Regions from separate parts of the Homo sapiens genome. Here region 1 is linked to region 2. The links are chromatin contacts, found by Hi-C or POLR2A ChIA-PET in ENCODE. All regions are on one chromosome and are shown on one strand. Each heading gives the region's core, a stretch centred on a gene start or an enhancer-like site at or near the end of the contact. The rest is flanking DNA. Distances are from core to core; before and after follow the strand shown.

Region 1 (3,825 bases), core at 1,124-3,623, 1.9 Mb before region 2:
CGAACCCGGGAGGCGGAGCTTGCAGTGAGCCGAGATCGCGCCACTGTACTCCAGCCTGGGCGACAGAGCGAGAGTCTGTTTCAAAAAAAAAAAAAAAAAAAAAAACAAAGTAGATGAAAAAGGAATTATTTTATGTTTCATGTTTCAGAATGATGTAAATTTATGTTGCTTGATTTGTGGAAGTCATAATCTAAAAAAAACAGCTTTCATATTTTTCAATTTGATATAGATTTTATAGTACTTTGGTGGAAATTACTCTGGAATTAATATTCTCTTTCTGTCACTGGAATTAATCTAACACTACTTTGAAATCGAGTATGATTCTACTACTTTGAAATACGTGTGTTTTAAAAACATTTTTGTAATTTTGTATGATATTTAGTATCTCATTTGTCTTTAACCTGGTTTTGTATACAAAGTAGCTGTTTATATATAAATGCTTAGCATTCTCCCAAAATTTAGCATGCAAAGATACTTGTAGATCCTTAGTAAAATGCATCTTTCCAGGTCCCATTATCTGATACTCTTATTGAAGCTTGGATGAGGTCTTTACTATATTTTTAATAAGTGAGTTAGGTGACTCTGGTGTAAATGATCCATAAACTACATGCTGGGAAAACGGTTTTATTTTGATTATCTATTTTTATAGAGTTTTACCTACTGTGTAACTGACTAGAGTATGGGAACTTAACATTTATACGTATCTGTTTAATGCAGTCTGATACCACAGACTTGAGCTGTCCAGTATGGCAGCCATCAGACATGTGTGGTTATTTAAATTAGATTTTAAATTTAAATTTAAGCCCTAAACAGTGTTTCATTGATGATTAATAGTTACTAATATATAAGAAAAGGTAACATCATTAATGTAAAAAGAAATCTGAAGTAATGGTTAATGAGAAACTATAAAGAAGTGTGATCGTGATTAATGATACTTACTGTGAAACACGCTGCAAGAGCCCAAAGGCCCAAGATCCAAGTCAGTGATTTCATCCTTTCAGTTGCCTCTGAAAGTAAGCACAATAGGTGATCAGTATGATTGTTTTTTATTAAAAAGTACTATTTAAAATGTCTCAACACTTGGATATAATGTAATACAAATATCCTACTATAGCATTTTTAGGGAATTTGCCTAATGTTATTTTGAATTCAGTATTACTGTGGGGCAATATTAGTAGGCTTATAAAATTTGACTTCAAAATAGTGGAAGTAGTTTTTATTTTTGACTTGTAAACTGATCCTGGGGATAATGCCAAAGAGTTGTTCATACATTGCTCTGAGCAATAGAAGCTTTTATGACTAAGGTTTTTCCCTTAGAAGTAACTACTTTAAAATGTATACTTATTTTCATTTGAACATTTTGATATTTTAAAAATAGTAGATACATTATAGATTTCTATGGATGGGTTTGAGATATTAACATTTTAACTAGATCTTATGTTACAAATTTTATTGCTTGGAAGAGCTTAAAAATAAGGAAAAAAAAAAGGAATCACCCTGTTGGATATAGTCTAAAAGAAGAGTCACATAATATATTTCCTAGTTTTAACAACATTCTATTACATTAATTTAGGCTGTGATGAGTGGTCTCAAAGTGCTTCCAAAAATCCATATATCAGAGACCAAGGCAAGAACATGGAGATGTCCAGGTATTCTACTCTCAATTGGGTCAAATTTTACAATATATTTCAAGTACATGATAGCTTGATTTTTGGGAAAGCAACTCCATACACCATGGTGCAAATTGGCTTCCTGTTAGTCAACTCTGCACATAGGTTGAGTGTGTGGTCTGAGCAATGCAAGTCTTGAAAGAATCCTATGGACAAAATTTCACTGGATATTCAATTATATATATGTGGGTGTGGCTATTCCTTTAACTAGTACTTTTCCTATATCCATTCTTAAATTAAGTTTGAAAAACAAAAGAAAAACCAATAATAAAAATATTCTGTAGAGCAATTCTGTCTTTTAGAGTACACCTGAGACTATTCTATCCTTATGAAGTTTCAAGAACTTTAAGGTACATCAGGAGGAAAAGTCAATTGTGTACTTGGATGGACCGATTGGCCCAAATGCCCAACATGAATGTTTTACTCTGACCTGTAAAAACCAGAATTTTTCAAAATTTATTGCATTTAATGACTTACAATTTCATGTAAGCTACTTATGTTTTTGCTGATAATGAATGTTCTATGAAAAGCCCATAAAATGTTATCGTTGAAAATGTTATCTTTGAGAAAAATTTCAATATTCAAAGTAAAAATATTCAGTTTATATTTCCAAGTACCTACCTTTGTGTGAGGATCTGTCTTACAGTTGATTAATCTGCTGGTCAAAATGACTCTTGCCAGTTGAAAGACGGCAAATAAAGGTGAAAAGGGACAAGAAATCTTAGCTCTTATATATTGTAATGGATTTCTGTTGGCAATAAGAGAAAGGCTATTCGGAAATAAAATAACTTCCGAGTTGATGCTCTTCAAAGATAGGAAAGTTGTTCTTGCCAATTTGGCAGTCTTTTTCTGGATTTTTTTTCATTCCTGAAAAGCATTGACCTGTTCAACATTTGCTGTTTCCTGAGGAAACAGATACAACAAATCATAATATCCTATCACCTCAGAAAAACAATCTGGGGCCTGTGGTGCACCATTTCCTCTTTATTTCAAAGGAAAAGCTGGCACGAGTTTTTTCTGTTCCAAGTGATTTAATGGGCCATCTTTTGTTATTTGCTAGTCTCATCATATTTTCTATTTTATTTCAAAGGCCTCCATATGTGCGAAATACAAATATTTTTAAACTGAATTCTAACATGATCAGGAGAACCTAGGGGAACAAAAATGATAATTAAAATTAAAAGTGCCTAATTAAATAAATATTGCTAAATACCACACACACACACATGCACGCAGGTACGATGCATGGCCAGTAATGTAAAGAATATCTAAAATTTCACTTGACTGTTTTGATCACTTTGCTATATGTTGTGGGTTTCATGTTTCTATTTTTTGGTTGAAATAATGAAATTGTATTATTGTTTTGTGCTTGAAAGTTTGTATATATCTTATCCTATGTATGGTTTTTCACAGTTGTCTTCATTGAGTAGATGTTTCTGAAGGATGATGAAAATGAGTGCTGCTATTAAGATTTGGATCTAAGTTTCAAAAAAGCAGGAAAGAAAAATCTAGTGGTGGAAGAGGGATAATAGTCAGAAGGTTCATGCAGTTTCTCAGTCTTAACTATATTTCATTTCTTTGTGATTATCTTAAGTTAGTAGACTATTTACAAGACCTTATATATGCATTTTTTAGGAAGTTCCTTTTGCCAGTGAAGAACTAAATGAGAACAACTGTGTTTTAAAAATCATGTGGTCCTTGCCATTATTAACTTGAGACATTTAATTAAATAAAAATATAATGACAAGCAAAATTTTTGATTATGGCAAAATTATACGGATATCTTGACTTTGAAGTGGATGTCTAATGGAAAATTACAGCCTTGTTTTTTTGATAAATCTAGGCTTTGAGCATAATTTTTCCTAAGCTAGATGATCCTATAATCTGTAGTTTTGACACATTATTATTTAATAATAACAGCTATTACTTATTAAACCTTTAGCATATTCCACGTGGCAGGATAAAATGAGTTCTATTGTTATCTCTGTTGTACACATAGATGACATAGATGCTAACTAGCTAAGTGGGGCTTGACCTAAGTCTTCCCACTGAGTGAAGACCTAAGTCTCCCTACAGGGGCCTGAGTGAGTTTTTAACCAGCATTCCATGTTGCTCCCCAAATCTTAATAATCACCATACACTTAACTAACTTTAT
Region 2 (3,772 bases), core at 64-2,563:
TTAGATGGTTGGTTTTGGTTTTTGGTTTTTTCCATGAGAGATTATTTGCATCTATTCTGCAGCAGGATTTTTAAAAATAGTCACATCTTTTGCTTCAAATTAGAGACTACACTCAGAAAAATTCACTCCAGTATTCCCACATTATACCGCCTCTACACATTTATAACCAAATTCCAAATCTCTGACATATACCATAGATAAGGCTTGTAATCTATTTAGTATGTTAAGTTTATTGGAAGCTTTCTTGAAGCACTGTTTTCTATAGTAAAGTCAATGAGAAAAAGAGAATAGGATACAAAACCATCATTGGTTGTAAAGAAATACTTGCAAAAGGCAGGGAGCCTTGATAAGCCCAACAAAATGTTTAGTATCCGTAGCTTTTAGTTGCTTCATGGATATGTACAGAAGAGTATTAAACTTCTAATAACAAGTATGTAGAACTTTCAACTGATGACAGAACCTGTTTTTCCATGTTAAATGAAGACCACAGATTTCATTCAAAGTTTAACATTTTCAAACTGTTCTCAAAGTAAAAACTAATAAAAAATGATATGCCAATATGAGAATCAGAGAAAATAAATTTTAATCAGGAGATAAAATTATTTTCAAAGACAAAACTAGTACCCCAAAACCTTGTTACTGATTAGTTTCTAACTTTGAAAGAAAACCTCAAAATGATCATGACTTATCTTTGGAGAAGTTGACTATGGCCAGGCATATCAGTGGATTTATTTTTTAAATCAGGCTATAATAATTTAGTCATATTATTTTCTTCAGTTGTTTCTGATTCTTTCAAAACATCTAGAGTTTTTAAATTTTTAACTACTTACAGAAATAAACATTTTTTTCTGCATTATTTCAGACTTTTTTTCATGTACACCTTCTAAAATAAAAGTGTTTCTCAATAAGACAAACAAAGCCCAAGCTAAAAATATGTTATATCTTTCTTGAAACATATGGCCAAACTAACTAAAAGACAGCTGTCAAACACCATGTACCTTTACATTGTGTAGAAACCTTCTAAAAGTAAACAGAAAAACACATGGGATACAACAAAAGAGGACAGGAAACACTAATACAGAAAGAATAGAAATCTTTTTCTTGACATAATTTTATGTAAAATCTCAAAAATATGTTTCTATATTTAAAAAAATAATAAACTGTAGATCTACACATTCCTTGGTGTGGCTCATACTGTTTTAAACTAAAAGTTACCTTAAGACTTCTAGAAAGAAAAAGGGAACTAACTCACCGATACATCATTGCCAACCAGCAATGAAGAGTCCTGTGAAGGTCGAGGTCTACATCCAAGTGTGTGAATCCAGCTCTATCAATGACTTTGTGGGCTGAATTGAAGTGAGGAAATAAGTCACTGATGATCTCAACAGAACCAGTCTGACAAGTCTTGGCTGGTGTAGTGGGGACTATATGTGACTAGCAGGACAAGGACAAATTTTACAGGGAGCAAGAGCAAAAAATAAATTTATAATTTATTGTTTTAAGATAATTTCTTTTAAGTATTAGTGTAAACCAGATTTTTTAGAAAAGTCAGACGTATAAATTTGGAAAGAAATTTTAAAACTATCTTGCTTGACCTTCTCTTGTTTACAGAGAAGAAACTGAGGTTTAATTAAGTTAAATGACTTGGTCAAAAACCAAATAGTTATTAAATTGCCAAGCCAGGACTGACATTCATATTTTTTAAACTAGCCTGACACAATTTGCATTCGATTATGTACATAATAAAAATTTCACTTTGGTTTTAACTATGTTAGCCATTGAAAATACACTAGAGATTAGAAAAGCATTAATATTTTTAAATTATGTGGCATCATTCTTCTAGAAAAATCAGTTAGTTTGCAAATGTCAACCCATACTTAAGACGTTATATTTCTTTCATTATAGTGGAGACAGGCATATCAACTCACGCTGAATCACTACTGTCTTATTTCTAGGGTGAAAATTACATTTTTTTAAACGTGTGCTCACATACTATGCAAATATCTGTGTGTTTGTGTTAGGTATAATCTCTAAATTGCTTTCCCTAATCCTTACAAAACAGAGTAGGTGTTTCTCCTCTGTGCTTTCATGGTATCATAATACTTACCTCATTATACTAGAAATTTTATTAATTGTATCTCAACTCCACAAGGTTGTGAATTCTTAACAGACTGAAACCCTCTTCCTAGCATATTCAGGCTCTCAAAAATATGCATAAAAAGAATGAGTAGAGGGCAGGTTGCAAGGAAAGGAGGAGAAAAAGAGGGGGTATAACCCATCCTAAAAAGCACCTTAAAAATATTGTTTAATTTCATTACATATCCATTTAGCCAACAGCTCACCTAAACAGATGCAGGAGTTGGAATTTATGTAATGTGTGGGATCAGACGGCCAAGAATTGGAATCATTCACTAGCAGTAACCCAAGAAACCTCTGTGCTGAGGCATACTGTGCTAGGGGCTACCAACATATATCCTTTTTATTCTGGTCACTAGGTCACTTATCCTGATGAATAGCATGGATATTTATTTACTTAAAGTCATTCAATATATAGTATTAGGTTTCTGTATACTCATTTAAAAATTACACTTTAGCCAAAAATAAAGAGGCAATAATAACAGTAAAAACTTCTGGGTTATGAGATTAAGCTGTTCTTATACAGCCTTTAACAAAGTGAAATCTCTGCCAATGAAATGTTAATATGGTTTAATAATACTATGTTCTATTTTATACTCACATTTTATGAAAATATTGATAATACTTTTGTTTTCAAAGGAAAACAGATTCCCTCTCAGTGTAACTTTGGGCCAAGACTTGCCAGACTTATTTTAACAAAATCTCAAGACATTTGTTTCTTTCACAAAATCAAGATTTCAAATTCAAATAAATTCTTTATATAGGCCTATGGACCTGTATACTTAGGGTAATATATAACCTAGAATTGTAGATACAGAAAATGAGAGGGCTATCATGAATTTTTTTAAAACTCTGTGAGTATAAGCTACAATTTGTAGAAAATTAAGAGATTACGCATATGTAAATAAAGGACAAGTGAATGTCAGACTAAAGATATTAAAAATATGTCTTCCTTGCTATATTAATGGCCTTTGTTCAGTCTGCTCAATGGGCATTGCAGTGTATATTATCAAATTTTATGATATATCTTACACTTTAGTAGAAATTTGAATGGCAAGGAAAGAAGAAGGAATGAAACATTAGAGTCATAATTTTGTCTTCCAAAAGTTCGAAAAAGCAAAAGTTTGTCTTTCATTCAAATTTTTGTTGCTGTTTTTTCTAAAACCATAAATTTTATTCTGCAATACTTTTGTCCTAAACTACAGTGTGAAGAAAATGTTTTCAAAGAGTTACTCTTCTTTTTGTGTGTTGGTCTGTGTTCCCTGTGCCATTCTGTGCAATGTCAGGAACAGTCAGGAGAAATATATTTGTGGACTTGAGTCTGTTAGAAATCCACAGTAGATATCTTACATTGCATAATAAGTAAAATAGCAATGTGACCACAGACATTTTTATCACCAACAAATTATTCTACAGTCCTTTTTATACTTAGCAATGTCAAAGCAATGAGGCATCTTATGGCTTTAAACTAGAAAAGTATAGTTCCCAGGTGGCTAGTCATAGATGATTTTTATCATTATTTGAATATCTCCTAGTTTGAACAAATGTCTTTTATACCTGATAATACATAAATGCCTATGTATAATAATAATCTGATTAATTTATGGAAGCCCTTAAACTTATACTTTAGCTATAT

What was found. Hi-C counts contacts between places; a loop is a spot of excess contacts on that map. ChIA-PET counts read pairs that join two places held with the same protein, here RNA polymerase II (POLR2A).
Region 1: a loop to region 2 is called in a map of breast epithelium, with 15 times the contacts of the local background. The contact joins the promoter of SMR3B here to the promoter of TMPRSS11E in region 2. A Hi-C loop is called at or near these places in 1 of 168 maps with a recorded cell type or tissue (breast epithelium). POLR2A ChIA-PET finds 5 or more read pairs at or near these places in 1 of 52 experiments (activated T-cell).

The regions. Positions count from the first base shown.
Region 1 is chr4:70,381,679-70,385,503 of GRCh38, reverse strand. SMR3B (submaxillary gland androgen regulated protein 3B) reads right to left here and starts at 2,373. Exons shown (of 3, transcript NM_006685.4): 1 at 2,292-2,373; 2 at 940-1,007. The coding sequence starts at 993.
Region 2 is chr4:68,445,004-68,448,775 of GRCh38, reverse strand. TMPRSS11E (transmembrane serine protease 11E) reads right to left here and starts at 1,313. Exons shown (of 10, transcript NM_014058.4): 1 at 1,253-1,313. The coding sequence starts at 1,263.